Regions from separate parts of the Homo sapiens genome. Here region 1 is linked to region 2. Evidence: read pairs that join two places in POLR2A ChIA-PET (ENCODE). Cell type or tissue: PC-3. All regions are shown on one strand. Links, peaks and the distances in the headings refer to the core of each region. The heading gives the core; the rest is flanking DNA. Region 1 holds the start of HDAC5 (histone deacetylase 5). Region 2 holds the start of ETV4 (ETS variant transcription factor 4).

Region 1 (16,065 bases), core at 3,011-11,010, 580 kb before region 2:
AGGCTAAAGCTCTGGGGTTGGGAGTCCAGCTTCATCAGCCCCTGTTCCTTGTGTTAGGGAACACAGAAACCTGGGCTTTTTTTTTTTTTTTTTGTGAGATGAGTCTCGCTCTGTCGCCCAAGCTGGAGAGCAGTGGCGTGATCTCGGCTCACTGAAAGCTCTGCCTCCCGGGTTCATGCCATTCTCCTACCTCAGCCTCCCGAGTAGCTAGGACTACAGGCGCCTGCCACCACGCCCGGCTATTTTTTTTGTATTTTTAGTAGAGACGGGGTTTCACCATGTTAGCCAGGATGGTCTCCATCTCCTGACCTCGTGATCTGCCTGCCTCGGCCTCCCAAAGTGCTGGGATTACAGGTGTGAGCCACCGCGCCCAGCCACTGAAACCTGGGTTTGAACCCCAGTTCTTGCTTGTAGAAACTCTGTAACTTTGGACAATTATTTATTTATTTATTTATTTATTTATTTATTTATTATTTTTAGACAGAGTCTCCGTCTGTTGCCCAGGCTGGATGCAGTGGTGTGATCTCAGCTCACTGCAACCTCTGCCTTCCAGGTTCAAGCAATTCTCCTGCCTCAGCCTCCTCAAATAGCTGGGACTACAGGTGTGTGCCACCATGCCCGGCTAATTTTTTTTTTTTTTTTTTTAGTAGAGATGGGGTTTTGCCATGTTGGCCAGGCTGGTCTCTAACTCCTGACCTCAGGTGATCCAGACTTTGGGCAAGCAATTATTAAGCTTCCCTGAGCCTCCGCTTCCTCATCTGTAAAATGGGAAGTGCCAAGCCAATGTGCTCCACGAGGCAGTTATTGACCATCATTTGTCATATTACAGGGGGAGATTCTTTTCCCATGTTCTGAGATCCCAAGAGAGAAGATTCTGGAATCTTCCAGTGTCCCCAAACTTTTAGTGAGCACCTACTATGTGCAAGGTGATATGCTAGGTGCTAGAAAGGCAAAAAGACATATGATTTTATCTCTTTTCTCAAGTGGCTCATAATCCGTTTGGGGAGACAAAGCACAAGCCTTGTGAAAGCAAACTCCCAACCCAACTCATCCTAACTGCCAGAAGATGGCGAAAGACTGTGCAAGTGCAATAACAAATAGGTGATGCCGGCCAGGCGCGGTGGCTCACGCCTGTAATCCCAGCACTTTGGGAAGCTGAGGTGGGTGGATCACCTGAAGTCAGGAGTTCAAGACCAGCCTGGCCAACATGGTGAAACCCAGTCTTTACTAAAAATACAAAAATTAGCTGGGCGTGGTGGTACATGCCTGTAATCCCAGCTATTCTGGTGGTGGAGGCACAAGGATCACTTAAACCTGGTATGTAGAGGTTGCAGTGAGCCGAGATTGCGCCACTGCACTCCAGCCTGGGTGACAGAGCAAGACTGTCTCAAAAAAAAAATAATAATAATAATAAAGAAGTTTGTAATTTAGAGGACAAGATGGACAATGAACCATAATGCCATAAATAGATATATATTTACACATTATTAGCAGGGTTGATGAAAGCATATATAACAAGGGGATCTATTCTAATGAAAGGACCAAGAAAGACCTCTTTCAGTGATATTTAAATGAGCTCTAATGGCCGGGTGCGGTGGCTCATGCCTGTAATATCAGCACTTTGGGAGGCTGAGGCAGGCGGATAACCTGAGGTTGGGAGTTTGAGACCAGCCTGACCAACATGGAAAAACCTCATCTCTACTAAAAACACAAAATTAGCCGGGCATGGTGGCAGATGCCTGTAATCCTAGCTACTTGGGAGGCTGAGGCAGGAGAATTGCTAAACCCGGGAGACGGAGGTGAGCCGCGATCACGGCATTGTACTCCATCCTGGGCAACAAGAGCAAAACCCTGGCTCAAAAAAGAAAAAAAAAAAAAAAAAAGAGCTCTGATGAATGAGCAGGAGTTAGCCAGGCAAAGAGAAGAAGGGAGGGAGGCATTCTAGAAAGATAAAAACGGCCTGTGCAAAGGCCCTGAAGAGCAGAGAGCACATTGTTTGAGAGAAAGTCACATGGCGGGAGTACAGAAAGCTAAGCAAAGAGAGATGACATGGGCAGGGATCAGATTACGTAGAAACTTTGGGTGTTTCTTTTTTTTTTTTTCCCCCAAATATGAGGAAAGGACCAGCTGCAGTAAAATCCCCTGAAGTGGCCAGGAGTGGTGGCTCACTCCTGTAATCCCAGCATTTTGAGAGGCTGAGATGGGCGGATCACTTGAGCCCAGGAGTATAAGACTAGCCTAGGCCGGGCACAGTGGCTCATGCCTGTAATCCCAGCACTTTGGGAGGCCGAGGCGGGTGGATCATGAGGTCAAGAGATCGAGACCATCCTGGCCAACATGGTGAAACCCCGTCTCTACCAAAGAAATACAAAAATTAGCTGGGTGTGGTGGCACGCTCCTGTAGTCCCAGCTACTCGGGAGGCTGAGGCAGGAGAATTGCTTGAACCCGGGAGGCAGAGGTTGCAATGAGCCGAGATCGCACCACTGCACTCCAGCCTGGGGAATAGAGCGAGACAAAAAAAAAAAAAAAAAGGCTGGGTGCGGTGGCTCACGCCTGTAATCCCAGCACTTTGGGAGGCTGAGGTGGGCAGATCATGGGGTCAGGAGATCAAGACCATCCTGGCTAAGATGGTGAAACCCCGTCTCTACTAAAAATACAAAAAAAATTAGCCGGGTGTGGGGGCGGGCGCCTGTAGTCCCAGCTACTCGGGAGACTGAGGCAGGAGAATGGCATGAACCCGGGAGGTGGAGCTTGCAGTGAGCTGCGATTACACCACTGCACTCCAGCCTAAGCGACAGAGCAACTCTGTCTCAAAAAAAAAAAAAAAAAAAAAAAAAAAGACTAGCCTTAGCGGCCGAGCACAGTGGCTCATGCCTGTAATCCCAGCACTTTGGGAGGCTGAGGCAGGTGGATCACGAGGTCAGGAGTTTGAGACCAAACTGAGCAACATGGTGAAACCCTGTCTCTACTGAAAATACAGAAATTAGCCGGGCGTGTTGGCCTGCACCTGTAATCCCAGCTACTCTGGAGGCTGAGGCAGGAGAATCGCTTGAACCCTGGAGGCAGAAGTTGCAGTGAGCCGCGGTCATGCCACTGCACTCCAGCCTGTGTGACAGAATGAGACTGCGTCTCAAAAAAAAAAAAAAAAAAAAAAAAGACTAGCCTGGGCAACACAGGGAAACCCCATCTCTACAAAAAATACAAAAATTAGCTGAGTGTGGTGACATGCACCTATGGTCCCAGCTACTTGGAGGCTGAGGCAGGACGATCGCTGGAGCCTGGGAAATCGAGGCTGCAGTGAGCTGTGATGGCGCCACTGCACTCCAGCCTTGGTGACATGGCGAGACCCTGCAAAAAAAAAAAAAAAATTAGCTGGATGTAGTGGCACGCACCTGTAGTGCTAGCTACTTGGTAGGCTGAGTTGGGAGGATCACTTGAGCCCAGGAGTTCAAGGTTATAGTGAGCTATGACTGTGCCACTGCACTGTAGCCTGGGAGATACAATGACTCTGTCTCAAAATAAATAAATAAGTAAGACAAAGTAAAGACAAACATTCTGGTATTTATTCTTCTAGGCTTTTTTTGTTTCAGTTTTCTTTTTTTTTTTTTTTAGACTGAGTCTCTCTCTGTCACCAGGCTGGAGTGCAGTGGTGTGATCTCAGCTCACTGCAACCTCCACCTCCTGGGTTCAAGCGATTCTCCTGCCTCAGCCTCCCGAGTAGCTGGGACTACAAGGCATGTGCCACCACGCCCAGCTAATTTTTTGTATTTTTAGTACAGATGGGGTTTCACCCTATTAGCCAGGGTGGTCTCGATCTCCTGACCTTGTGATCCGCCCGCCTCGGCCTCCCAAAGTGTTGGGATTACAGGCATGAGCCACCGCGCCCAGTCCTCCTTTTTTTTTTTTTTTTTAGAGATGGGGTCTCCATATGTAGCCCAGGCTGGGCTTGAACTCCTGAGGTCAATGAATCCTCCCTTTTCAGCCTCCCAAGTAGGTAGGACTACAGGTGTGTGCCACCATTCCACCATGTCTGGTTAGGCTTTTTTTTTTTTTGAGACAGGATCTCACTTTGTCACCCAGGCTGGGTGCAGTGGTGTGTTCTTAGTTAGCTCACCTCTCCGGCTCAAGCTATCCTCTCACCTCAGCCCCCCAGCGTGAGCACAGGTCTGGCCCTTGGCCAGGCTTTTTGATATACACATATACTCAGGCATATGAATCTAGTTTGTTGTTTTTATAATAATGGAACAATTCAGTAATACTTGTTTGAGTCCTGATTTTCAAGAAAACAATATATCACGGGCATCTTTTCAGGTCGGTATAGACCTATAAAATTTTTTTTCTTCTTTTTTATTTTTTATTTATTTATTTATTTTTTGAGACGGAGTCTGGCTCTGTCGCCCAGGCTGGAGTGCAGTGGTGCTATCGCAGCTCACTGCAACCTCTGCCTCCCAGGTTCACGCCATTCTCCTGCCTCAGCCTCCCGAGTAGCTGGGACTACAGGGGTCCGCCACCACGCCCGGCTAATTTTTTTTGTATTTTTAGTAGAGACGGGGTTTCACCATGTTAGCCAGGATGGTCTCGATCTCCTGACCTTGTGATCCGCCCACCTCGACCTCCCAAAGTGCTGGGATTACAGGCGTGAGCCACCGCGCCCAGCCTATTTTTATTTTTTTTTTTGAGACGGAATCTCGCTCTGTCACCCGCCCAGGCTGGAGTGCAATAGCCCGATCTCGGCTCGCTGCAACCTCCGCCTCTCGGTTTCAAGTGATTGTTTCGTCTCAGCCTCCTGAGAAGCTGGGATTACAGAAGTGCACCACCACGCCCGCCTAATTTTTGAATTTTTAGTAAAGACGGGGTTTCACCATTTTGGTCAGGCTCGTCTCGAACTCCAGACCTCGTGATCCGCCCGCCTCGGCCTCCCAAAGTGCTGGGATTACAGGCATGAGCCACTGCGCCCGGCTATTTTTTTATTTTTTTTGAGACGGAGTCTCACACTGTTGCCCAGGCTGGAGTGCAGTGGCGTGATCTCGGCTCACTGCAACCTCTGCCTCCAGGGTTCACGCCATTCTCCTGCCTCAGCCTCCCGAGTAGCTGGGACTACAGGCGCCCGCCACTACACCCGGCTAATTTTTTTTTGTATTTTTAGTAGAGAGGGTTTCGCCGTGTTAGCCTGGATGGTCTCGATCTCCTGACCTTGTGATCAGCCCGCCTCGCCCTCCCAAAGTGCTGGGATTACAGGCGTGAGCCACCGCGCCTGGCCTCTTCTTCTTCTTTTGTTTTTGTTTTTTGTTTTTTTGAGACGGAGTCTCGCTTTGTTCCCCAAGCTGGAGTGCAGTGGCGCGATCTCTGCTCACTGCAACCTCCGCCTCCCGGGTTCACTCCATTCTCCTGCCTCAGCCTCCCAAGTAGCTGGGACTACAGGCGCCCACCACCACGCCCGGCTAATTTTTTGTATTTTTAGTAGAGACGGGTTTCACTGTGTTAGCCAGGGTGGTCTCGACATCCTGACCTCGTGATCCACCAGCCTCGACCTCCCAAAGTGCTGGGATTACGGGCGTGAGCCACCATGCCCGGCCCACGCCCGGCCTCTTTTTTAAAATACAGACAGTGTCTCGCCATGTTACCCAGGCTGGTCTTGAACTGGGCTCAAGCAATCCTCCCGCCTCGGCCTCCAAAGTGCTAGGATTGATGACAGGCAAGAGCCAATGCACCTGGCCCCTTTAAAACTTTTTTTTTTGAGGCAGAGTTTCACTCTTGTTGCCCAGGCTGGAGTGCAATGGCACGATCTTGGCTCACTGCAACCTCCGCCTCTCAGGTTCAAGGGATTCTACTGCCTCAGCCTCCTGAGTAGGTGGGATTACAGGCGCCTGCCACCACGCCCGGCTAATTTTTTTGTATTTTTAGTAGAGACGGGGTTTTACCATAATGGCCAGGCTGGTCTCAAACTCTTGACCTCAGGTTATCCGCCTGCCTCCGCCTCCCAAAGTGCGGGGATTACAGGCGTGAGCCACCATGCCCGGTCCCCTATAAAACTTTTAATGTCTGGATAATATTTTACTGAATGAATGTCTCCTGCTTTGCTTGCCAATTCCCTATCGATGGATATTTAGGTTGTTTTCAACTTTTCACATCATTACAAACAATCTCATGTTCATTTTTTAACATAACAACGTTTATTTATTTGGAATACATTTTTGTTAGTGGAATTGCTGGGTCATTGACAAATTGTCTAGGTCTAATTAAACATGTTCATACTGTGTACCAAGAGGAGATGTAGCGTGGATGGCACCAAAGTCAGGGAAGTCTTTCCGGCTCCTGGTCTGCTGGTCTGCCCTTTTGAAGGCCTTGGAGTGTTACAGCCATACCCTGGCCTTTCCCAGGCTTTTCTTTCCCTGGCACGGATGCAGTGTGTGCGGTCAGAGCTGGCGAGTTCGAGACTTGTCCGAACCATCCACCCGCAGCCAGGCCCCGCTGCAGAGGCTGCGGTGGCCCTCCCAGCCCCTGGGAATCTATCCCCAGGTCCCCTCCCCGACCGCGGGAGGGCGTGTTAGGGGAGCAGCTTAGGCAAGCGACGATTGCACCATCCACGTTTTGAAAAGAAAGTCCGGGGAGCGCAAGGAGGAAACTTTTACAATCCAAAGGTTGAGCCCCAGCATCCATACTCGGCCCCTGCAGCGATCCTTCCACTCCTGCTCGCTGGGTTCCGATCCCTTCCCTTCCACCCCGTCTCGGCCGAACCCTGTGCTGGGCACTGGCCCTTTAAGGAGCTGTCACGATGGCGTCGCTGGCCCCGCCCGGCGGGGAGGGCCGAGAGGCAGGGGAGGGGTTGGTGGTGGCTGCGGGCAAGGGGAAGGCGGGGGGGGCTGGGGGGGGGGTCTGGGTCTATTTTTAGCTCCGGGTCGGGTCACGTGACGGGAGTGACGTCTCCGAATGTTGTTGTTGGTGGCGGCGGCGAGCGGAGCCGGAGGAGCCGCCGCAAAGATGGAGGAGCCGTCGAGGAGGTGCTGCCGCCGCTGCCGCCGCCGCTGCTGCCGCCGCCGCCCGCGAAGCCGGAGCTCGAGCCGCAGCGGGTGAGCGCGCCGCCCCGGCCCAGATCCCATCTTCCCCGGACCCCGGGACGCGAGGCGGCGCCCCCTCCTCCTGCTGTCTCTGTCCGCGGGCTCCCAGCGCGCGCGCCGCGCTCCGCGCCCCCCTTCCTTCCTCCCGGCCCTGGGAGCCAGCCGGCGCCCCCCGGGAGCATCGGCAGCCCGTGAGCGGGACATCGGGGTTGCTGCGCGCGCCCCTCCCTGCCCCTCCCAGACAGGGGCGCCTTCCCTACAGGTAAGGGAGGGGCCCGCCTTCTCGCGCCCTGCGCCCCCAAATGGCTCGGAGACCGGCCGGGGTTGTCTGATTTGCCCCTTCCCTGGCGGCGCATGTTGCGTTGCAGAGCCATTTGAGCCCTGCACCCGGATTCTGTGCAGACCCCTCTTCGCTGGACACCCCTTTCTTGGTACTCTGAGGTGAGGGGTGCTGTCCACCCAGAGCGCTTCTCCCCATAGCTACGAACGCATCCTTGATTTTATGTCCTTGACTTCCGTGCATGAGGAGGGGGACTGCGGAGTCCACCTTACTTCTCTCTCCCATTATTCTCACCCCGTCTCCTGTGAGGCGTTACTGCGTTTGTTGCCACCCTCTTCTCCTGTCTGACACCTTGGAGCCAGGATGCGAGAGCTAGGAGATGAAATGGAGCTCCCCCCCAACCCCTTCTTGTCTTGGGTGGATGCCCCCCATTTTTCATCCTGGATCTGTATCTCATGGAAGCGGGGGCACTACCAGTGCCTTATTAACTTGGGGGGAGTCAGCTTCTCCACCCCACCCTTCCCTGGGGCCCTGGGGAAGATGAGAACTGGCTGGGTGTAAGTAATTAATCTGGGAGCTTGGTGGGGGCTGTTGAAGTGGGGAGGTTGGGTGCTTCCTTTGGGAGAGGAGATGACCACTTGATACCCCTGGCTGATACCCCTTCTGAAATGAGGTGTGTCCCTAAAGAGGAAAGGTAACAGCTGCAGTTGCTTTTAGGAGGGTGCAAAAGGGACCCATCACTCAGTCAGTGACCACCATGCTTTTGGGATCTGGGATTAGATTTGGAGCTTGGGGAGGTGGTGGTGATTGGTTTCAGTGTCCAACTGGGAGGGGAGGATGGAGCCAGATTATGGGAACAAAAGGAGGTGGGGGGGAGGGTGAGATCCAGGAGTCTTGGTCAGAGGGACCCCTAGCCAGATTGCCTTGCAGGATTGCAGTCTGGGTCTGGGTCCTGCCTTTGGCTTCCTCTTAGTTTCAGAGGATGTAGGCAGGCAGGCATGGTCTTCAGTCTCCCCAGTCCTAGGCACCCTGAGCCTATGCTGGCTGTTGAGATGCTGGGCTGGGCTGGGCTGGGCTAGGCTGGCTGGGCTGGATGGTGGATGAGCCATGTTGGGGGCTGCCTGCTTCTTCATTCCAGTCTTCCCTCCTTCCTCTCCCTCCCTAAACACAAAGCTTGGGGAGATCTTGGTTTGTCTCCTTCCTCTTTTCTTGACTCCTCTCTTTGCCCTCTCTTCACTTGAACTTGGATCTGGGCTTTCTTGACAAAGCAGTAGGGGTCTCTCTGAGTTAGAGAAATGGGCCCCCAGTATCTCCACTCTGTCCTGGGAATGTGGGCATGCCAGAGACCAGAGAGACAGATCTCAAGTGTGGGTTACTTGGGGGCAAGGATGGAGGAAATGTTAGTTCTGTGCCAGCCTCCCCTTCTTTTCCAATATATCCTCCTACTTTGGCTGGATCATGTAATTTGGAGGGGGGCAGCAGTTTCACATGCCCCACCCACCCCAAGTAGCTGCAGAGACAAAGGTTTGCTTTGCCTTCCGTAGGGGTGGCATCTTAATTGTGTGTTTAGAAATGGGGCCTGGGAATGTTGGGCGGGGGTCATTTGTGTTCCCGCATAGTGGGGGAGGGGGCATCAGCTATAGGAGCTGGGGGTAGTGCAGTCGGTGCTGAAGTACCAGCTGCTCTTTAATAATTAATTCTTCCTACTCACATCCCTTTGAGGAGGGATGTCTGGAACACAGCATTAGGCTCAGCCAGCCTGCTAGAGGACGCACTCCTGTTGGTGGCAGTAGGGGGGGGAAGGGGGAGACAGCAAGGGGGGGTGGTTCTTGGCATTTTTGGAGCACTGTAGCTTGCTCATGAATGAAAACCTGATGTAGCCCGTGAGGGGGCCTATTGTAGCCGACTTTAGCTAATTAAACTTTCTCTGCCTTTCTTCTTCCCTATCCCACCTCACCCCAGGCCCAGCCGCAGCCCTTTCTTGAATGGGGACCCTGCCTGGTAGTGCTGGGAAGAGGGTATCATTCTGCCTGAGGTTTTAGGGCAAACAGACCCCGTCTTCTGCCCTCTGCCTCCGCCTCCTCCCTTCCTCCCCTCTCACCACCCCCCTCTCTTTTTTTTTTTTTTTTTTTTTCTAGAAATAGCAGCCTCCTCCATCTGGCTTGTGCAGATGCCTGGAGCTGCGTCTGAGCAGACAAACAGAAATGGGCCGATTGCAAAAATGAATTTGTCAGCCTGGTGCCTTTTTTCCTTCCCTGTCACCCTCCCCCTTTCCCTGGTTTGGGGCCTGGACATCCAAGTCAGCCACCCTTCATGGCTCTGATCCTTCTGGGCTTCTGTTGGCCTAGCTTGGGGGAGGCACTAGGCAACAGAAGCTCTCAGAGGCTGAGGAAAGTGGTAGGCTGTGGCCATGGTCAGGAGGGGTCAAGATAAATTCCTAGTGCCTTTGACCTTTGGGTGGGATGTCTTGGCTTGTAACTTTTTTTTTTTTTTTGAGATGGAGATTCACTCTTATTGCCCAGGCGGGAGTGCGATGACACAATCTTGGCTCACCGCACCTCTGTCTCCAGGGTTCGAGTGATTCTCCTGCCTCAGCCTCCCGAGTAGCTGTGATTACAGGCATGCGCCACCACACCTGGCCAATTTTGTATTTTTTTAGTAGAGAAAGGGTTTCTCCATGTTGATCAGGCTGGTCTGGAACTCCTGACCTCAGGTGATCCGCCTGCCTTGGCCTCGCAAAGTCCTGGGATTACAGGCGTGAGCCGCCGCGCCTGGCCGGTTTGTAATTTTTGATGAAACTGTCGGGGTAGAGTGAAACAATCTCAGACTCCCAAGACTTGATTCACACTGCTTGACCCTGTCACCTATGACCTAGGGGGTACCCTGGCCTGGGGCCAGAGCAGGTGTGTTGGGAGGGGGTTGCATGGTGGTACTGGACTCCAGGATCCAGAGAGGGTCTTCAAGGGACACCTGACTCCCCAGGAATTTTGAGGGAGTTGTTTGAGGAACAAGATCTCTACAGGGTAACATTGTGAACCTATGGCCTTTGGAGCATTGCTTTGTACCATGTGCCCCTCACTTGTCTGCCCTCCTCCACCCACCCTTTGCCAGAGTTTGGGGTTTCCACCCTACTTCCATAGGCTCAGCCCTGAGCTTGTAGGGTGAGATGTAGCCTGTTTCCTTCATCCTTGTCCGGCTGTCTTGGCTGGATGTGGGAGGTGGTTTTGGATCCCGGAGTGGGGTAGGGGTCTGTCTGGAAGAAAGAGTTGGTGTGAGGTAGTGGGGTGGGCAGGGGTCTGTCTGCTTATGATGTCCTGGAAGTTGGGCCACTCCCTGGTTTGGCATCCAAGTGTTAGGTCATCTGGGACACAGCTCCTGGTGTCCCTGACTTCCCACTGAGACCCAACAGATTTCTCTGGCAGATGTGGGAACAAACAGCTCAGGTTTTAAACATCAGGCTCCCCTTCTCCCCTTCATGTCCCACCCCAGACAGGAATCTGTGCTTGTCCCGATCAGACCATGAACACTGCTTTGTTTCTCAGGGAGGCTCAGCCTGTGGCTCTGGTTCACTTGGGAGACTTGATGGGGGTGTTGGCAGACACTCTTTACAGGTGGACAGGGCCCAGGGGCCCAGGGATCCTGCTGAATTTTATAGGACGGGGAGGAGTAGACGTAGATGAGTCCCGAGCCCACCATGAGTTCAAGGAGCTGCTCCCTTCCTCTTCTGCCTCAGGGGTGAGGATCAGCATCTTTAAGACCCACAGAGAGAGTAGGTGGGTTAGGATGATGGGGGCTAGGGGCTAACCTTAACCTGGTTTCTGTGCCACTGGGGCTGTGCCCCTTCTGAGCACCTTGCTGTGGAGGTGCCTCTCACTGTGGAGATGGACTGGGCTACTCAGGCTGCTGGGAATCGTGGGCATTTCTGAACCTGTGTTCCCCAGCCCACGGGAAAGGGTGTGAGCAGGACTGGGTGCCAGCCTTGGTGTGGGCACAGGCTGAACTGCCTGCCCACGTGGGCCCTGCCAGAGCACCAGCAGCCCTACCTGCCACATTCCTGAGCTTGGCCTCAGCCCTGCCTGCGCAGCCTTTTTTGTCTTAATCCCATACCTGTGCCCGTCAGGAGCAATTTAGCCCCTTCAACTCTGCCCCCCAATCTGAGTGCACCTTTCTCCAGCCATAGAGTCCAAGCCCTGTGGTCCCAGCAGCAAGCCTGGGACCTCAGGGTCTCGTGTGTGCATGTGTGCGTGCATGCGCATGTGTGTTCATGTTCTTGTGTTTCTGCCATAGCTGGCTTCTGGGCTTCTGGGCTCCAAATGGACCCCACCCTTGGGAATCTGATGAGAATGTAAGGCTTACTGAGAATTAATCCTGCCAGGAGGTGGGGCTGTCTAGGGGGGCAGAGCTGATTGCTGGTTCGAGGCTTGGGGAGCAGAGTTAGGGCTTAAACTCGCAGCAGCTCACAGCCTCCTCTGATGGCTTCCTGCTACCTTGCTTTCATTGGGTATTGGAGGGCCTGCCTTCATTTGGAAGCAAATGAATGAGATCATGTCTGGGGTGGATCGTGGGCCGTTTAGGGATGGGCCAGGTGTCTGTATGCATAGTGTCTGAGGCTTGAGGACTAACTGTGGGGGAGAACTGGAGGAGTGGGCATGGGTTGGCAAAGCCGTGGTCCTGTAATACCTCCTCCTTTACTATACTGGCCTCAGCAGGGCTACTGCTGGGCCTTTTGTTGCTTTCGTACAAACTGGGAAAAAATCGTCCCTTGTTTTGGGTGGACTCAGCATGTCAGGCCATGGCTTGGCAGGCAGGGCACAGGCTGGATTTCGTATCTCCCTGGGCCAGACCTCCTTACACAGAGCACAACCTGTACAATATACACAAAGTGCTGGGCTTGGGCCCTGCACCTGCCAGGCCAAGGGTACTAGATTTGGGATGGAGAGGTCTCTGACTTTCTCAATTCCTGGAAAGAGAAGCTCTTGTCCTGGTCTGTTGTTGAACTGTGGGAGACCAAAACAGAAGCACATCCATATTTCCAGAGCTGGGTGGCACAAGGATCAGAAAGTCGGGAGAAGACCCCTAGAAGTCCCAGCTTAGGCTATGGAGGCTGGGATACCAGTTTCTCCCTTCACTTCTGCCAGGGACTCTAGATCAGCCCTGCATCTCCCCACTGCTATGGATACAGATCAGAAGCCCCCCTGCACTTTCTCCTTTGGTGCACACCTAGTCCCATGGCAGGCACTGTTGGGAGTCTATAGGGTCTCCCCAGCTGGCAGTAGACACTCACCTGAAAAGGGGTCTGTTGGGTTTGGCCACCATAGCCATTTCCTATCCCTTGGGCTCTGGGAGCCTCATCAGTTAGTAAGATAAGAAACCAGGGTCTATCCAGTTCTGCAGATTTCTCCTGTGGCTGTGGGCAGGTATCCCTCCCTCTCATCCCTCATCCCCAGGTACAAACTGATGAGCTCCAAGGTCTCCTTCGACTCTCAGATTCCTGAGTTAGGGGCCTCTAACCCTGCTCCATCTCTCCCCAGGGATGCCGTTCTGAGTGCCTGACTGCCTCGCCCCGAAGGATGGCCTCGGATGGGCATTAGAGGCACGGCGGCCCCGGGCTCCCGTCCCGTCCGTCTGTCTGTTATCGTCTGTCTCTCTTGACATCACCGCAGCTCCACCCCCTCCCGTCCCAGCCCCCAACGCCAGCTTCCTGCAGGCCCAGAGCCGGCATGAACTCTCCCAACGAGTCGGGTAAGAGCTGGGAGGTTGGAGAAGAGCACCCTGGGGTAGCTTCGGATGCAATGGGCTGTGTGGGTTTCCCTTCCAGGCCAGCTGACCTTTACTGTCTGAGCTATAAGGGAATGAGGGGGTAAGGAGTGGAGAAGTGTTGCAAGAAAGGGCCCATGAGGTAGACCTGGGAATCGAGGGATCGATGGTCCGGTCTGGTCCTGGGAAGGCAATGGGTCCTACTCTGCCCCCCATGCTTGCCCTCTCAACTTAGGGGTGTTCAGCTCCAGCTTCGCCTTCCCCTGCTAGCCAAGACAGGTGGGCCTGAGGGGGCAGTGTGTATCCCTTAATCTCTCTGGGCAGTCTGGGATGATGTTGGAGGAATTTCTTTACTATAGCAGAATGCTCAGCTTCCTTTTCGTGATGGTGGCTTCTTTACTTAGTGGAATGTTTGTGTTCCATACTTTTTTCTTAGTGGAGGTTTACAAGGGCACTGGGCCTTAACCTCCGTGTGCAGGTGCGTGGCATTGGGTGGGAGTGGGGTGACGTGTGTAGAGGAGTCTCGGCTCTCCTCTGAGTCCAGGTAGACTGCCTCTCTTCCTCTTGGGCCCTTCATATGGTAGATTGCTAATCTGGGGTCTTTTACTCTGAGATTTCCTGTTCCTCTTTGTTCCTAGGACCCTGTCCAGTGCTGCCAGAAATAGTCTATTTGGGGGACTCTAGGCAGCTTGATGTGCAGCTGGGTCTGGATGTATGCCTGTGAGGCTGTGTTCTAGTGGCCTGAGCTGGACCCTCAGCAGTTTCCCAGGAGGGTCCTGGGGCAGTGTGGTCAGAGTAGTGGCTGTCGTCTCCTCCTCCTCGGGTGTCTCCTTCCACACAGTGTTAAAGGTCCATCTTGCTCAACTTTAGCTCTCCACGGCCCATCGTACTCCTCATCTTTTTTATGTAGGGGTAGGTGGATATTTCTCCTTTTAGAGATAGGGCAATTGGGGCCTAGGATGAATACCCATTTGCAGGATTGTACAGAAGCAGCATCAGGGAGGAATCCAGACCACCCCACATTTTCTTCCCCATCATCCTTTCTGTAGGGTTTGCTGTTCTCCTTCAGATATTCCTCCCTCTGCCCTTGCCCTCATTCAGCCCCTAGGGGCTGGGACAGGTGGGCTGCCCAGCTCTGCCCTCTTGCTTGCCCCTCTGAGGCTGGATGGCGAAGGGAAAGGAGAGGCCTGGGTCCTCATCTGTCCCTCGTGCATCTTGGCTGGACACTACCCCAGCAAGCTCAGCCATGTCGGGCAGTAGTGCCAGCTACTTCTTTCCTCTGAGTTGTGACGCTGACCTGTCCAGGAGCCATCTGCAGTCCCTGCTTCCCATGGGGCTGGGGTCTAACTCTTGGCCAAGGGAATTGAAGCTGCCTAGCGGCATCTGTTGGTGGCTTGGAAAGGATTTTTCCCAGCTTTGGGGTTTCTTTCCCTTGCAGGGAAATGTGATAATCAACCCAGGATAGATGAAGTTATTGGGTTACCTTTCCAGATGCTGGCGGTCCAAGTTTCCCTTGCAGCTACCTCTGTGGGAGCTGACAAGAGTGTTGGAGGAGCTGGACGTGTCCACCAACGCAGGAGGCTGGCAGCTTGAGAGCCACTGCTGAGCCCTGGCCAGGAGGGGCGTCCTGAGTGGGCCTGTGGAATGGGCCCCGCGTCCTGCCTGGCTTTCCAGCTCCCCCCAGCAGGGGGAGATGCTGTCTTCTCTGTGTTGGGGAAAGAAGGAAAAAAGGAGGGGGCCAGGGATTGGGAACCTCATTTTAGGATTGTTGAGAGGCTTTGGAACTGGGGCCACTGCTTGGGGATGTTTGCTTGAGGCCCTTCCTGCAGAGTGTTCCTGGGGTTCTGGACTGGCTTTCCCAGTTGTGGGGTTCCAGCTGCCCTGGGCCAGGGAGATAGTCAGCCTCCCCCCAGCTCTTCCTTTCTGAGGGGCCTAGCGTCTGCTATTCCCAGAGCTTGGGCTGGCATCTGGGCTAGGGCTGGGGTGCCCAGCGCCTGGCAGAAGCCTGGAAACCACATGCCTTGGAACTCGGCGGAAGTAAAGTGAGACCACCGATTGAAGCCAGAGCACGCGGGTGTCCACTTCCCTGTAGAGAGCCCCAAGAAGGAAAGGTATGGGCCATGGGGCAGGAGATAAGAGGTGGGAAGGAAGGAAATGGTTAGTCCCCAGGGTCTGCTGCAGCCCCTGAGCGCCTCCCACCTTTTCCTCACTTCCCTGAACACTTGCTCCTCTTTCCCCAGAGTAAAGGACAGTAGGCTTTGTAAGGGGCAGAGCTTCTGGTTCCCCTCAAGTCCTCTCAGCGTAGGAGCTTTTCAGTTTGGCAAGTCCTCACTGAGTATCACCAACAGGCTCAGCCTGTGGAAGACAGAAGAAAATATGAGATGGGCCATCCCTGGTCCTCACAGTGAACATGTTAGCAAGAGAGACTGTTTTGGTGAGGGGCAGCAGGTGGAGACTGTGAGTGATTTCCTTCTGGGGCCCACTGCCCAGGAAGGTGGGAGCTGATGACTTCCCTCTGGCTCGGGCTGCCTACCAGCCTTTGACTTTATTTACCTCTTTTGCAGTCTTGGAATCACAGGCGGAGGCTATTGATGGGGTTGCCTGCTTCCCTGAGACCATTCCCTGATCTCTGCCTTTTCTTCCGGCAAAAGGGGGTTTGAGGATTAAGGCTGTCTTTATTTTTCTGGAACTGTTTGCTTCTGCATGTTCTCCTCAGTGGGGCTGAAAGGCTGACAGAACTTTCCCTCAGCTCAGACTCGGCCCAACCAGGTTGGAGGAGCTGCCCAGGGGCCTGGGACCCAGGCCAGCTCTGGTTGTACCCTCTTTGTGCCATTGCCCAGAAGAGCAGGCAAGAGTGAGGCCCACTGTGCAAGCCAGTCTGGGTGGCAGCGGGGCCATGGAGGAGGCGGCCAGGATCCTTCTCCCCAGTGTGGGAGGGAGACAAGCTTCATGACAACACCTGCCTGCCC
Region 2 (14,159 bases), core at 421-8,420:
ACTCAGCCTCTGCCAGGGCTGGAGAGGATTGGGAATGTGGAGGGGGCACTTACTCACCAGGGAGCCAGGGGCCCTCCAGAAGAATATAAGAACTCAGAACCTGCAGCCTGGGCAACATAGTGAGACCCTGTCTCTACAAAAACAAACAAACAAATGAACAAACACATTAGCCAGGCATGATAGTGCATGCCTGTAGTCCCAGCTGCTTGGGAGGCTGAGGTGGGAGGATAGCTTGAAGCCAGGAGTTTGAGGTTATAGTAAGCTATGATGGCACCACTGTACTCCAACCTGGGTGACAGAGGGAGACCCTCCTGTCTCTCAAAAAAAAAAAAAAAAAAAAAAAGGCTGGGCTTGGTGGCTCATGCCTGTAATCCCAGCACTTTAGGAAGCCAAGTGGATCACCTGAGGTCAGGAGTTTGAGACCAGCCTGACCAACATGGTGAAACTCCGTCTGTATTAAAAATACAAAAAATTAGCCAGGTATGGTGGCGGGCACCTGTAATCCCAGCTGCTCGGGAGGCTGAGGCAGGAGAATCGCTTGAACCCGGGAGGCGGAGGTTGCAGTGAGCCGAGATTGCACCTTTGCACTCCAGTGTGGGCAACAAGAGTGAAACTCTGTCTCAAAAACAAAAACAAAAAAACTCAGAACCAGAGGGGCACTGGCATCCCTAGAGAGGTCCCATCCTACTGAAGTGCCCAGTACCAACTTAAAGACCTACTGGACTCTTCTTCGTTGTCATGGAGACCACATCAAAGCTGCCTTCCAGGAAGAGCCCTCTGTCCTCCTCTCCACTTCTCTTGGCCAGAACTCACACTTGTCTCTAAACTGGTTCCATCCAGCCCAAAGCTGGGATTTGCTTGGGCTTGTTTCTCCTTCCTTGGGCAGGGTTCCTGCTAAGCTCAATTAATTTGGTCTTTATTGTACCTATTCACTACACAAGCATTTCATGCCACCCTCATAAGCATGCTAACAGGCTGAGGAGGACTTTCAGAGGCAAATGAGCTCTGGAGAGCTCTCCATAGATAAGGATGTCTATACCATGAGGCAGGATGAAAAACATCCACACCAGAGATATAGTCAAGAATGTTGTATATGGCTAAAGGAACTGATTCAGGCTATCATGGAAGGCTTCCTGGAGGAGAGGGACAATAGACATGAGCCTTATAGAATATTACAGCACCTATAGAAAGGGAAGTTTACTTCCATTTGCACAAGCAGATCTCATGGAATGAGCCCTTATGAACACTAAACAGCAATTGTATGTTTTAGCCTTAGTTCTGGCCAGACAGGCCCAAAGAGCTTACATGTGTCATTTCCTTCTCTGAAACTCCACTGCCTCATCTGTAAAGTGGCGGGTGTTAGGTTAGATGAATTTGGGAAGCCACTCCTGCTGGCCTGGCATTTGAACATTCTTTTGTGTTTATCACAAACAGGCAGGATAAAAAATCAGGCTGTCCTCAAAGGAGTGCATAGGCTGGAGACATAGAGAATTGTCTCAGCAAAAAGGCCTTTGAGGATTCATGTCCTTTGTGCCCCCATGGCCACAGCCCAAGCACCCCAGGTCCCCTCAGATGTCTGTCTTGGACATAGCTGCTTGCCTGGAACCCAGCACTGTATCTGACACGATAAATGTTTATTGAAAGAAGTGGTGAATGGATGAGATGACAGAGACTATGACCAGCTTCTTAGCTAAAACTGAAACCCATCCTGCCTCCAGATCATCAGAACCTTTGGGGCTTTTGCTCCTTTTGCTGGCTCTCAGATAAGAGGGAAGATGGCTGAGAGGGAGCTACACTTTCGGAAATCATCTACCCTGGGGCTTCTGGTTTCTGCTGCAATCAGTAGAAAGTGGGTCACAAAACAGCTCTGCAGAGAACAGACCCTTGAGGAAAAGCCTGGATTCTGTGCCAGTTTACATTTATTGATCACCTACTGTGTATCAGTTGTCACATAGCTTAACTCATTTAATCATGGCTTCAGAGGGGTGTACAGGAGAGTGTGAGGGATTTGAGGCTGTAAACCCCAGAGGTGCTGACTAGCTGAGTGACCTCAGGAGAGTTACCATCCCTCTCTGAGTTTCATTTTTAATATCTGTAAGATACAAACGATCCATTTCGCCGGGTTATGGGAACGAAATGAGCACGTGGAAGCGGAGCGCTTCATAAATGCTAGTTATTATTGTTCCTCTGGGCACACAAGCCCGGTCGCCTCCCTCCTGGGCGCACACAGACATGTTCATACTCCCACGTACACGCAGATGCAGAGACGTGTGCAGACGCCAGCCGGAGGAGCACGCGGCGCATCAGACCCAAGACCGTGGCGAGACGGTGAAGAAGCCGCGGGGTCCTCGGCTTCTCTCTTTTTCTCTCGGTTCTTTATGAATGAACTCCAGCCGCGAGTTTTATTTTTTTATGAATGGGAGCCGGAGCACTGAATGAAGCCGGGAGCCAACCCCTACATTCTGATTGGCCCCCGCGGCTGGGAAACTCCGCCCCCCGGCCAGGCCGGACGACTCTCCGGATTGGCGGGCGTGCCCAGCCCTGGGGTTCCATTCACAAAAGTCAATGAAACAAAGGGAAACGGGGGGCGGTGTGGCGGGGCGGGGGGTGGAGAGCTGAGGCCGAGCGAAGGAAATGCACCAATCAGCTGCTCCCCCGGGCTCACAACTGTCTGCTGCGCCCGAAAAACAAGTCGGTGCGCTGGGGACCCGGGGCCGGGGCCGCCTTACTCCGGCCTAGCCCCGCGGCCCTCGGTGCGGGCTCCAGGGCATGCTCGGGACCCCCCGCGGCTCCAGCCCAGACGCCCCGGCCTCAGGTGAGGCTGCGGGAGGGAAAGGGAGGGAGAGTGTCTGTGATTCCCCGCCTCGCCTCCAATGCACACCACACTCACTCTCACCACCCGCCTCCGCAGATTCCAGGGCGGGGGTGGGAGGTGCTGGGATTCAGGGTTGGAGGGGGCGCGGGAGTTGTGGGCATGCGATGGTGTGCGCTTCGCCTGCTCCTCCGCGCGCGCGCGCGTACACACACACACACACACACACACACACACACACACACACACACACGTTCTTATGTAACCGAGCCCGGGTAAAGCAGGGCTGCAGAAAGCAGAAACGGCGAGCCCGGCTCCTGGGAGCAGGTGGGACCTCCTTTGGCCTTTGGCGGGAGGGGAGTGGTGGTGGCGCTCGGCCTGGCAGGCGGAAACCTCGCCATCGCCCCAGTGAGTCGGAGAAGTTTCGCCGTCGGACCCAGAGCCTTGGGACTGCCCCCTCCCCGCCCCCATCGCAGCCCTCCCTGGACGGTGTGCGAACGCAGCCCCCTCCCCCACCAGGTCTCGGCCCCCGCTTGGGGCCCCGGCCGTGCGGCCGGAGGGAGCGGCCGGATGGAGCGGAGGATGAAAGCCGGATACTTGGACCAGCAAGTGCCCTACACCTTCAGCAGCGTGAGCGCCGCGCCGGCCTCCACGCCCGCCCCGCCCCGCACCCAGCCCCTACTCTCACCACAGCCCCCCTCCCCGCAGTCCCAGCGGAGTCCTGGGCTGCCCCGCCCCTGAGTCACCCGAGGACCCCAACCTCGTCCCCCAGACTAAGCGCCTCAGGGTGACTCGCGGGCATTCTCCCCGCTTCTCGCAGAAATCGCCCGGAAATGGGAGCTTGCGCGAAGCGCTGATCGGCCCGCTGGGGAAGCTCATGGACCCGGGCTCCCTGCCGCCCCTCGACTCTGAAGGTAAAGAGCAAGAGAGACAAACCGCGACCCTCCTCCGCCACACACACACACACACACACACACACACACACACACACACGGCCGATTCTGGAACCCCCGCCTGTTTCCCCAAAAAACTCGCCCTCCAAGGGATTTTGGTCATTCTTCTCGGTCCCTACTCCCAAGGCAGGGGAGTCACCGGGTCTTGCTAGGGCCCCTTCTCTCTTACCGTCCCCTCCACCTCACCTCCAATTCCACTATTTACCCCTCAGATCTCTTCCAGGATCTAAGTCACTTCCAGGAGACGTGGCTCGCTGAAGGTGAGTAGTTTTGTGACCTTTTCTATTTTGGGAGGCTGGACAGGGGGACACTCCGTAGCCCCTGGTATTCCACCCTAAGCCCTACACTTCTCCTCTCCCTTCCCTGCCTCAAGGAGTTCTCCAAGGCCCTCTCCCCAGGTCCCTTGCCACTCTACTCACCCCAGCACCCAGCGTGGACACTTATATTGATATTTATTTTCTCTACCCTGAGCCAGGCTTGTGTAACTAGGCTTGAGGATGAATCAGACCATTGTGTGGGGTATTTGCTTATTTGAATGGAACTTGGCCCCAGGCCCATTTTCCTGGTTGAAATTTTCATTTGTAAAGTTTGTTTTGCAGAAGCCGCCAGGCCAAGGTGCATGTTGGGGTGTTGTTGGTGGGGGGTGGGGGGAGAAATTAATTTGTCACTCATCCTCCAGAGTTGCCCAAGCATTGATTCTTATCCCCTGGGTTTCTCTTCTTCCCAACCCCCAGCACCAAACAATTTACTGTCCAAGCCAAAAGAACAACAAAAGTTTAAATAATTCTTTTCGGCAGTCCTTTGGCACAGAGAGCCCAGGGCTCCCTCCCCAAATAGCCTTGATTGTAATTCTAATAGCAAGTGTTCCTCCCTCTTCCATCCCGCTTGAATACCTCTGCCTCCAGGCAAATTCCCCCCTTCCTGTGTGCTGGGGAGTTAGCTGTGAGCTGGCTGGGGTGGGGTCCGTGGCTGGGTCCGTGGCTGGGTCTGATGGGGAAGTGGTGTGTTCAGGAGGTTTCCTGGTTGGATTCTTCAGTGCGTTTTGGTGGGGCCTGAGGGTGTCGCTGGTGGGGCTGCAGGTGGGAGGGAAAATGGTGGTTTAGACAGTCTCTGAGAGGGAAGGGTTAACTACCCCCATCTTAGGGTTTATTTTAACACTATGAAAATGAAGAAGCCAAAACACTAGGAACTCCTTTTTTGAGGTCTTTTTGAGGTATTTTCCTTAGGATCTCCTCATCCCTCCACCCTGGGTATCTAATTTTTTTAAAGCTCAAATCCAACTACCCTGGAACTCTCCATAGAAGCTCGGAGTAAAAAGAAAATGACCCCTGACTAGATCCTTGGAGTGAGACTAGGTCTGTCTTGCCCACTATGATATTCTAAAAATATATATGTTGACAGAATGACTATTTAGCATAGAGCAAGCACTCAAGACATTTTGTGGAAATAATGGCTGAATGGCTGTGTGAGTGCTGGAGGGATCTGGAGGTTCTGAGGGTATTGTGTGCATCATCCCCGACCCTGCAAGTCCTGCATGCCCAGCTCCAATTTACAGGCAGAGCTTTGCCCCGTCTCCCCATCCTTCTTCTGAGGTTCTGGAGCTGGGCTAGAGCTGAAGAATGCAGAGGTGTCAGTTTCCGTGGGCTCTCAAAGACTTCCTTTCCCAGTGCCTGATTTCTCTCTGGCTCACCGGGCTTCATTCCTTGCCTGTCAGCTGAGAGTCCCCACAGTGGGCAGCTCCTAGGGCTGTGAGCTAGGGGTGGGCTGAGGTTGGCATTTTGGCAGCAGCTGGTCCATCTGTGCCTGGGTTTGAGATGGGAGGGGGAGGAAAATGCTCTCATCTCTCTACCTTGGAAGTCCCACCCCTTGGCCAGGGGTCTGGAGAGGGTACAAATGTCTGTCTGTGTCAGTGTCGGTGTGACAGCAAGTGTGTGTGTGAGAGAGAGAGAGAGAGAGAGTGTGTGTGTGTTAGTTACATGCTGCTGCCCTGTACATTTAAATCCAGTGGGTGGGGAGGTGGGGTGGGGATTGCAAGGCGGAGGTGAGGGGGGTGGGCGCTGGGATCTCCTTGGTTCCCTCTCCTTCCTTCTGAGGGAGCAGCTCAGGTTCCCAGCTGGTGATGGATGGCCAGGTCTGAGGGGGGGATGCTGAGGCCGATCGCTCCTTCTCACTTTCTCTGCGGAGACAGATGCAGCTGCCGGGGCCCTGTCCCCCTGCACCATCCCAACACCACCCCAGCCTCCTCTCCTGTCTCTTCCCACCAGGTCAGTGACCCCGGCAACCCATGGGGAGCTTTGGGGTGGCAGGGAGGGACTAGCTTCTTTGGAAACTTGCCAGTGGTGGGACGCATTAGGAGGAAAGGGGACCAGAGCCCAACCTCCCTTTCTCAGTTTGGTTTTTTCCAAAGCCCCAATTTGAAGAGAAGCAGCAGGGGGGTCCTGGTAGTGTGGGTGGGTCTGTGAAGACAGCATTTGGAGGAGGCACAGGTTGGAGCCGGGCAGATACAGGAAGATTCCAGTGTGGTTGCAGGTTCAGTGTCCTGCGTCCGGGCGTTGAAGGGTGAGTGTGAGTGCGGCTTTATGGAGGCAGCTCACATATCCTTGGGGTTGGGTTTTTGTACACAGGGGTGAATGATGTGAGGCTAGGAGGGCGTGTCTGATTTGGGGGTGCCTGGGATCTGTTGAGATGTTGGGGAAAGAATCAGGCTGCTACAGGGAGACCCAGGCTCAGGCAGGCTGAGCCCAATATGTGTCTGGCTATGGTAAAAGATATGCTGGTTTTTTGTCCAAGGTTCCTTTCCAGGCTTGTCAGGAGCCCTGAATCCTTGGGGAAAATGACTTTGTTGTCTATTTGGTAGTAAGGGCCATTGACTCTAGGCCATGACCCCTTTGTGTGAGGCTCAGGTCTGTGGATTCCCAGAAGCCCTATGGATAGGTTGCTGGGATCCTTGATCCCTCTGATACTGTGTGTAAAATTGCTGGAAGTGCACCATACATAAAGGTGTATGGATTTTTTTAGGAAGAGAATGACCCATAGCTTTTATCAGATTCTCAAAGGGATCGATCGATCTGCGCTCCCCTTTTCACAGGAATCACTGCTCCCCAACCCTCCTCCAAGGGCTCCAGTCCCTTTGCCCTTTGGCTGTCCCAATCATATTTGTAGGTCAAAAAAAGACCCCATGTGTGGAGGGCATGCATGGAGGGCACATTTCACCCTGTGCTGTCTTGCTGCTGCAAGAGTGAAGTAAAAGGAATTAGGGTGTGTGCATCCCTGAATATGCGTCCGAGTGCATGTACACTGGTGCCTCGGCATGTCTGTGGGGAGGGATGAGGTTAATCTCCTCCCTAATCTTTCCCAGCTACAATGCCTCCTTCTCCATCTTTCTGTCTCTTCCCCTTCCTGAAGACTCTTGGGGACAAATATGTCCCCTCCACAACTAGTGAACTGGTTCCTTCCAGTACAGAGGCTGCCAGGGTGGGGGCAGGGTAAGGGACAGCGGTGACACAATGGAGCAGAAGCTCTGGAGAATGCCTCTACCCCCTTCACCCTATGACTGGATCCTGGGAAGAGGGTGACCGAGCATATGTAGTGTGGGTGGCTAACCTATGGTGAGCTTCAGTGTATCTCTGTTTTAACCTCTCAGTTCTTCCAGAATCCAGCTTGGGAGACCCCCCAAGCCCCTCCTCTTTTTTTACTAACCCCCCTTTTTGAAAGGAGAGTCCCTAAAATTCTTTCTCTCTCTCTGGGCATTATGCTGTCTTGGCACTTTTCCCACCCCCTCCTTAATCATCTGCCTCGTCCCCAGACAGATAAACTCCATCTTAGTACCGGGATGGAGCTGGGGACAGACCCTGGCACACTGGCTTGGCAGCCAAGACTCAGCCAAGTTAACAAATAAATAAAGAGAGTGGTGTACACTTAAGACGAAACATGGTAATTAAAAATTCTCCTGCTCTCCAGGAACGCGAGGCTCAGTGTTCCTGTTTCTATCCTGTTGACAGTCTCTGGATGACTGAGGGCCCTGGCCTACCCCTTTGGGAGAAGGCCAGTGTTTGGGGGAGGGGCTGAGCTAGGACAGATTTCTCCTGGCTCTGGGAAGAGGATGGCACCACCTCTTTTGGGGTGTGGTCTGTGTGCTGGAGGAAGCCTCCTCCTGGATTCCGGGCCTGGAGGGGTCCCTGGTTAAACTGTCAGGCCCGAGGCAGGAAGAAAGGCAAGATGATGCTGAGGGTTCTCTGCTCTCCAGCACCAGTGACGCCAGCAAGAGATACCCCCAGCCCATTACCTCAATGGAAAGTAGCAGTTAATGAGGCCCCAGGGGTGGGGCCGGAATGCGTCAGCCACCCCTGAGTTCTGCACCACCCTTTCCCTTGGGACCCTTCTTGCCTAGTAGGAGGGAGGGAAATGTTGGTCACTCTGCTCCCATCACCCCAGCTTCCTGCCACCTTGGGGGATGTTGCCTCTGAATGGACCAGAGGGCACAGTGGGGAGCCTGGCTTTGCATCCCTGGGCAGGTGGACAGATTTGGCCTCTTACCCTCTATCCAAATGTGCCTATTTTTAAGGTTGTGGTGGCTGAAGTGAAAGGATTACCTGAGCCCAGGAGTTAGAGGCTGCAGTGAGCTCTGATTGTGCCACTGCACTCAAGCCTGACACAGGAGACTTCCTTATAATAGATTTTAAAATGCAGATGCCTGGGCCCCACCCCAGTCCTATGGAATGGGACTCTCCGGAGGAGGGGACTGGGAATCGTGTTTTTATTTTATTTTTATTATTGTTATTTGAGACAGGGTCTCACTCTGTTGCCCAGGCTGGAGTGCATTGGTGCTATCTTGGCTCACTGCAACCTCCACCTCCTGGGTTCAAGCGATTCTCCTGTCTCAGCCTCCAGAGTAGCTGGGATTACAGGCGAGAACCACCATGCCTGGCTAATTTTTGTATTTTTAGTAGAGATGGGGTTTCGCCACATTGGCCAGGCTGGTGTAGAATTCCAGACCTCAGATCGTCTGCCTGCCTCAGCCTCCCAAAGTGCTGGGATTACAGGCGTGAGCCACCACACCTGGCTGTAATCGTGTTTTTAACAACGTCCTGGTGACTCTTGAATCAGGCCAGTTTGGGAATGGTTGTCTTTTTGCCGTGTTTGTGCTCCTGAAAAGATGTGTGCTGGCTGTGTGTTTCTGTTTGTTCTTGCCAGCGGATTTCATGTCTCATTGATGTCTTTGGTCACTTCAGACCAAAGTATTATTATGTTGACTTGTCCTAAGTTCTCGTTTAGCTGCTGGTGGCTTGTGATTGTTAAACTCCCTCTCCCTAATGCTTCTGTCAAGAAATCAACTATCTATTAATATAAGCCTATGTTTATAAACACTTGGCACCTCTGATATTTAAAGCAAATTGTTGAAGAATATTCTTGCCAAGCAACATATCACAACCTAAAATATCCCCTGTGAGATGTGCTTTCCTGGAGAGGACCTGCCTCTAGTGTTGCCTTGTGTGTGGAGAGGGGGAGCCTGCAGGGAAGGGCTAGGATGGTCAGGATCTCTTCAGTGCATGCCCTCAGGCCCACAGTGCTGACTTCTGCCAGCCTGAGGACAAACGATTATTGCATGTTTATTCATGTAGTCAAGAAATAACAGCACTGAGCGTCTACTCTAACCCTGTGCTGGGTGCTGGGGCATCAGATGACAAAAAAGATAAAGCTCTTGCCCTCACAGAGCTTAACTTCCTGGTGGAGGAGATAGGTAGATAACAAACAGGTAAACATAAATTAATATATTCAGGTGGCAATATGTGCCAGGGAGAAAACAAAACATAGATGCAATAGAGAGCCAGGAGGAACCACTTTGGTTTAGGGGTGGTCAGAGAAGGCCTCTCCAGAGATGTCAAAGTGAGCTGAGACTCTGATGGTCAGGAAAAAAAGAAAAAGGCAAGAAAGCATCTGGGGAAGAAGGAACAAGCTCAGCAGCTTTGAGGGCTAGAAAGGAGACCAGAGTGCTGCAGATTCACAGGCAAGGAGAGGCAGGTCAGAGAGGTAGGCAAGGCCAAGTCATGCAGAGCCTTGGAGGCCAAGGGCAAGCGTTTGGATTTCATGCTTTAAATAACAGAGAGAAATGATTTTATTTCTGTTGTAAAAAGATCACTGTGACACCTAGGTGGAGAGCAAGGGACCATAGGAGGTAAGAATGAAAATAGGGTATCCTGGTAAGAGGCCGTGGGTGAAATCCAAGTAAGAAATGATGGAGCCTTAGCCTAGAGAGAAGCAAAAGAGATGGGATATGTATTTGTATAGGCCGGGGGTGTGGAGGTTTTTTCTAGCCATCTCATACCCCTCACCAGCCATTTTGACCTCTCTGGGCATTTTATCAGTTTCCCCATTGTCCAATCTGAGAGCAGTCTCCAGGGAAGGAGAGAGCAGTCTCCAGGGAAGGAGAGTCCAGCCTCCTCGGGCTACAGGTTCCACTGCATCACCCTAGAACCACTCTCTTCCTGGAATAATATCAGGAAGTTCTTCTTGGTGTCTACATTTCCTGCTGTGATCCATTTATTTTTGAGAGAGGGGCAAAAGTGGGCCAAGACTCTGGGATCAAGGGAGATTCTTAGCTGTATAACCACCTGAGAAGCCCCGCTCTGGGGAGGCCAGAATAAGAACTAGAAATCAGAGTTTGATGTTCAGGTTAGAAGCCATGGATGAGCTGCTGCTGTATTTCAGTTTTCCTGCCTATTCCCCAACCCAGCTCCACCCATCCTGGCATCCTGGGAGAGCTCTTCGGATCACCAACCTTGGGAATCCCTCCCCTCCTTAGCTGCACATTAAGGGGATGAGGCACCTATGTACTCAGCCAGTGTCCTTTGCCTTCTGCAGTGGTCCCAGTCACCAGCCTCCTGCTCTCCCACTGTCATCCTCCTTTTTTATTTTATTTATTTATTTTTGAGATGGAGTCTTGCTCTGTCGCCAGGCTGGAGTGCAGTGGTGTGATCTCAGCTCACTGCAACCTCCACCTCCCGGGTTCAAGTTATTCTCCTGTCTCAGCCTCCGGAATAGTTGGGATTACAGGCGTGCCACCACGTCCAGCTAATTTTTTTTTTTTTTTTTTTGAAATGGAGTCTTGCTCTGTCACCCAGGCTGGAGTGCAGTGGCCTGATCTTGGCTCACTACAAGCTCCGCCTCCCAGGTTCACGCCATTCTCTTGCCTCAGGCATACTCCTGCCTCAGGATTAGCTGGGACTACAGGCACCCGCCACCACACCCGGCTAATTTTTTTTGTATTTTTAGTAGAGACAGGGTTTCACTGTGTTAGCCAGGATGGTCCTGATCTCCTGACCTGGTGATCTGCCCGCCTCAGCCTCCCAAAGTGCTGGGATTACAGGCGTGAGCCACCGCGCCCGGCCTAATTTTTGTATTTTTAGTAGAGACAGGATTTCACCATGCTGGTCAGGCTGGTCTCAAACTCCTGACCTCGTGATCCGCCCACCACGGCCTCCCAAAGTGCTGGGATTACAGGCATGAGCCACCATGCCCGGCCTTTATTTTTCATTTTTTGGAACAGAGTCTCACTTTGTCACCCAGGCTGGAGTGCAGTGGCATGATCTCAGCTGACTGCAACCTCTGCCTCCTGGGTTCAAGCAATTCTCCTGCCTCAGCCTTCCGAGTAGCTGGGATTACAGGTGCCCACCGCCACGCCTGACTAATTTTTTAATTTTTTAGTAGAGATGGGAGTTTCACTTTGTTGGCCAGGCTGGTCTCAAACTCCTGATCTCAAGTGATCCTCCCACCTCAGCCTCCCAAAGTGCTGGGATTACAGGCATGAACCACTGCGCCCAGCCACCCCCCTATGTGATTTTATTTATTATTTAATTTTATTTTTCTTTTGAGATGGAGTTTCACTCTTGTTGCCCAGGCTGGAGTGCAGTGGTGCGATCTCAGCTCACTGCAACCTCTGCCTCCCAGGTTCAAGCGATTCTTCTGTCTCAGCTCCTGAGTAGCTGGGATTATAGGCTCCCGCCAACACGACCAGCTAAGTTTTGTACTTTTAGTAAAGATGGGGTTTCGTCATGTTGGCCAGGCTGGTCTCGAACTCCGGACCTCAGGTGATCCACCCGCCTTGACTTCCCAAAGTGCTGGGATTATAGGCGTGAGCCACCATGCCTGGCCGCCTCCTATGTGATTTTTAAATCCACAGGATCCCACTGCTTATAATGCCTGCCCATCCTAGATATGACTGTTGTGAGCTTTAAGGGAGTTTTGTAAACTCTGAGGGGCGAGGCTGTTTCACTTCAGAAAAATGGAGGAAATAAAGACAAAGCATCTAGAAGAAGAAAGACTGGAATCTGCTCAGACAGGTTCTGAGAACAGTCTTCCCTCCTGGGTCTTAGTGGAGCCCAGAGGTGGAAGACACTAGGACCTAGGGTGGAGCAGCCTTTAGTCTCAAGCAAGCTTGTCCAACCCGTGGGCCTGTGGGCCACTTTCAGCCCAGGGTAGCTTTGAATGCGGCCCAGGCCCAACATAAATTCCTTGTAAAATTTCTTAAAACATTATGAGATTTGTTTGTGATTTTAAGTTCATCAGCTATCGTTAGTGTTAGTGTATTTGTGTATTTTATGTGTGGCCCAAGACAATTCTTACAATGTGGACACCCCTGATCTAAAGGCTGTTGGTCCTTTCTTGGCTGTTGCTAATCTGCAGGGCTGTAATAATGGAGCCTCCCAGGGGACAACCAGGGCTCCGCCCCAAACTCACCTCTGACTTCTCTCTGCAGCTCAGGTACCAGACAGTGATGAGCAGTTTGTTCCTGATTTCCATTCAGAAAACCGTGAGTAGAGGTCCCTGGGGAGAGGGTATAGGGAGTGGAGGATGGCAGGAAGTGAGTCATAGGATAGAGAATCACAAGAGAGCAGCTTGTTCTCTCCTAAAACACAGTGGGGTTTGATCTTAAAGACCAAGGCAATAACTGGAATGAAAACCTTGGTTGAAATCTGGGGCTTGACATGTTCTTGCTGTGTGACCTTAGAGCAGACACTATCCCTCTGGTTCTCCATTGCCTTATATCTGAAGTGAGGGGCCTGGGCCAGTTCAGCAGAGTCCAGTTCTAGTGTTGTTTGTTTGTTTGTTTGTTTGTTTTCCCCCCAAGACAGAGTCTTGCTCTGTCACCCAGGCTGGAGTGCAGTGGCACAATCTCGGCTCACTGCAACTTCCGCCTCCCGGGTTTAAGCCATTCTCCTGCCTCAGCTTCCAGAGTAGCTGGGATTACAGGCATGCACAACCACACCCAGCTAATTTTTGTATTTTTAGTAGAGATGGGGTTTCACCATGTTGGCCAGGATGGTCTCGAATTCCTGACCTTGTGATCCGCCCACCTCGGCCTCCCATAGTGTTGGGACTACAGGCGTGAGCCCAGTGCGCCCGCCCCCAGTTCTAGTATTCTAAGTCACTTCCATAAACTGGGGACAATTTTGCCTCCCAAGAGACATTTGGTAATATCTGTAGACATTTTTGGTTGTCACAGTTGAGGGTGGGGTGCTACTGGTGTCTAGTGGATAGAGAGGCCAGGGATACTGCTAAAAGCATCCTATGATGCTCAGGACCGCTCCTTACAATATTATTAATAAAACACTATCTGGCCCACAGGTCAGTAGTGCCACTGTTGAGAAACCCTGCTTTAGGCTGGGTGTGGTGGCTCACGCCTGTAATCCCAGCACTTTGGGAGGCTGAGGCGCGTGGATCACATGAGGTCAGGAGTTTGAGACCAACCTGGCCAACATGATGAAATTCCGTCTTTACTAAAATACAAAAATTAGCCGGGCATGGTGGCGTGTACCTGTAATCCCAGCTACTCAGGAGGCTGAGGCATGAGAATCGCTTGAACCTGGGAGGCGGAGGTTGCAGTGAGGCAAGATTGAGCCACTGCACTCCAGCCTGGGTGACAGAGCGAGGCTCCATCTCAAAAAAAACAAAAACCAAAAAACAAACCCTGCTTTAATGTCAGATACTTTGCTGTCAACTGTCTTCACCAGTGAAACAATGGGGCACAAAGAATCAAAAACAGCAGAGAATAGTTGGTTACAAACGGCATTTGACTGGACTGCGGTTAAAACTGAATCTCACACCGGCTTGGAACCAACTCTTTGCTGCTCAGCCTCGTGGCCAGAGTTTGGGAACCCCGCAGGGGCCACAGGAAAGGCCAGTGTTCTTCACAGATAAGTAGGAGCATGTGTATAATGTTAGTCAGCTGACATTCAAGTGGGCCAATATCCAACCTCAACCAGAAAAAGAAAGATTCTTTTATTTATTTATTTAGAGACAGAGTTTCACTCTTGTTGCCCAGGCTGGAGTGCAATGGTGTGATCTCGGCTCACTGCAACCGCTGCCTCCCAGGTTCAAGCAATTCTCCTGCCTCA

The links. ChIA-PET counts read pairs that join two places held together with the same protein. Peaks named below come from ENCODE experiments on the same cell type or tissue, not always from the same donor. Only the 100,000 strongest peaks of a DNase experiment are listed, where the experiment ranks them.
Region 1: POLR2A ChIA-PET joins it to region 2 with 11 read pairs; 2 of 35 experiments call an interaction of 5 or more read pairs at or near these places.

The regions. Positions count from the first base shown.
Region 1 is chr17:44,114,510-44,130,574 of GRCh38, reverse strand. It overlaps HDAC5 (histone deacetylase 5), which reads left to right and starts at 6,934. Exons shown (of 27, transcript NM_005474.5): 1 at 6,934-7,071; 2 at 12,871-13,081. The coding sequence starts at 13,060. It overlaps LOC105371789 (a long non-coding RNA gene), which reads right to left and starts at 14,663. Exons shown (of 3, transcript NR_136415.1): 1 at 14,580-14,663; 2 at 10,472-10,588; 3 at 9,980-10,137. RefSeq lists enhancers at 4,927-5,426, 6,573-6,732 and silencers at 6,823-6,882, 6,953-7,052, 7,103-7,242. In PC-3, for the core only: CTCF peaks have their summits at 6,338 and 6,540; a DNase peak (open chromatin) is centred at 6,814; H3K4me3 peaks cover 2,229 bases; H3K27ac peaks cover 761 bases.
Region 2 is chr17:43,534,841-43,548,999 of GRCh38, reverse strand. ETV4 (ETS variant transcription factor 4) reads left to right here and starts at 2,660. Exons shown (of 13, transcript NM_001079675.5): 1 at 2,660-2,815; 2 at 3,332-3,442; 3 at 3,633-3,726; 4 at 3,978-4,025; 5 at 12,521-12,574. The coding sequence starts at 3,383. It also overlaps a transcript of DHX8 not described here. RefSeq lists enhancers at 2,235-2,394, 2,516-3,293, 3,294-4,071, 8,098-8,598 and silencers at 2,485-2,534, 2,555-2,694, 2,745-2,864, 3,315-3,364, 3,405-3,464. In PC-3, for the core only: CTCF peaks have their summits at 4,612 and 4,811; DNase peaks (open chromatin) are centred at 2,529, 3,129, 3,259 and 4,279; H3K4me3 peaks cover 4,316 bases; H3K27ac peaks cover 3,252 bases.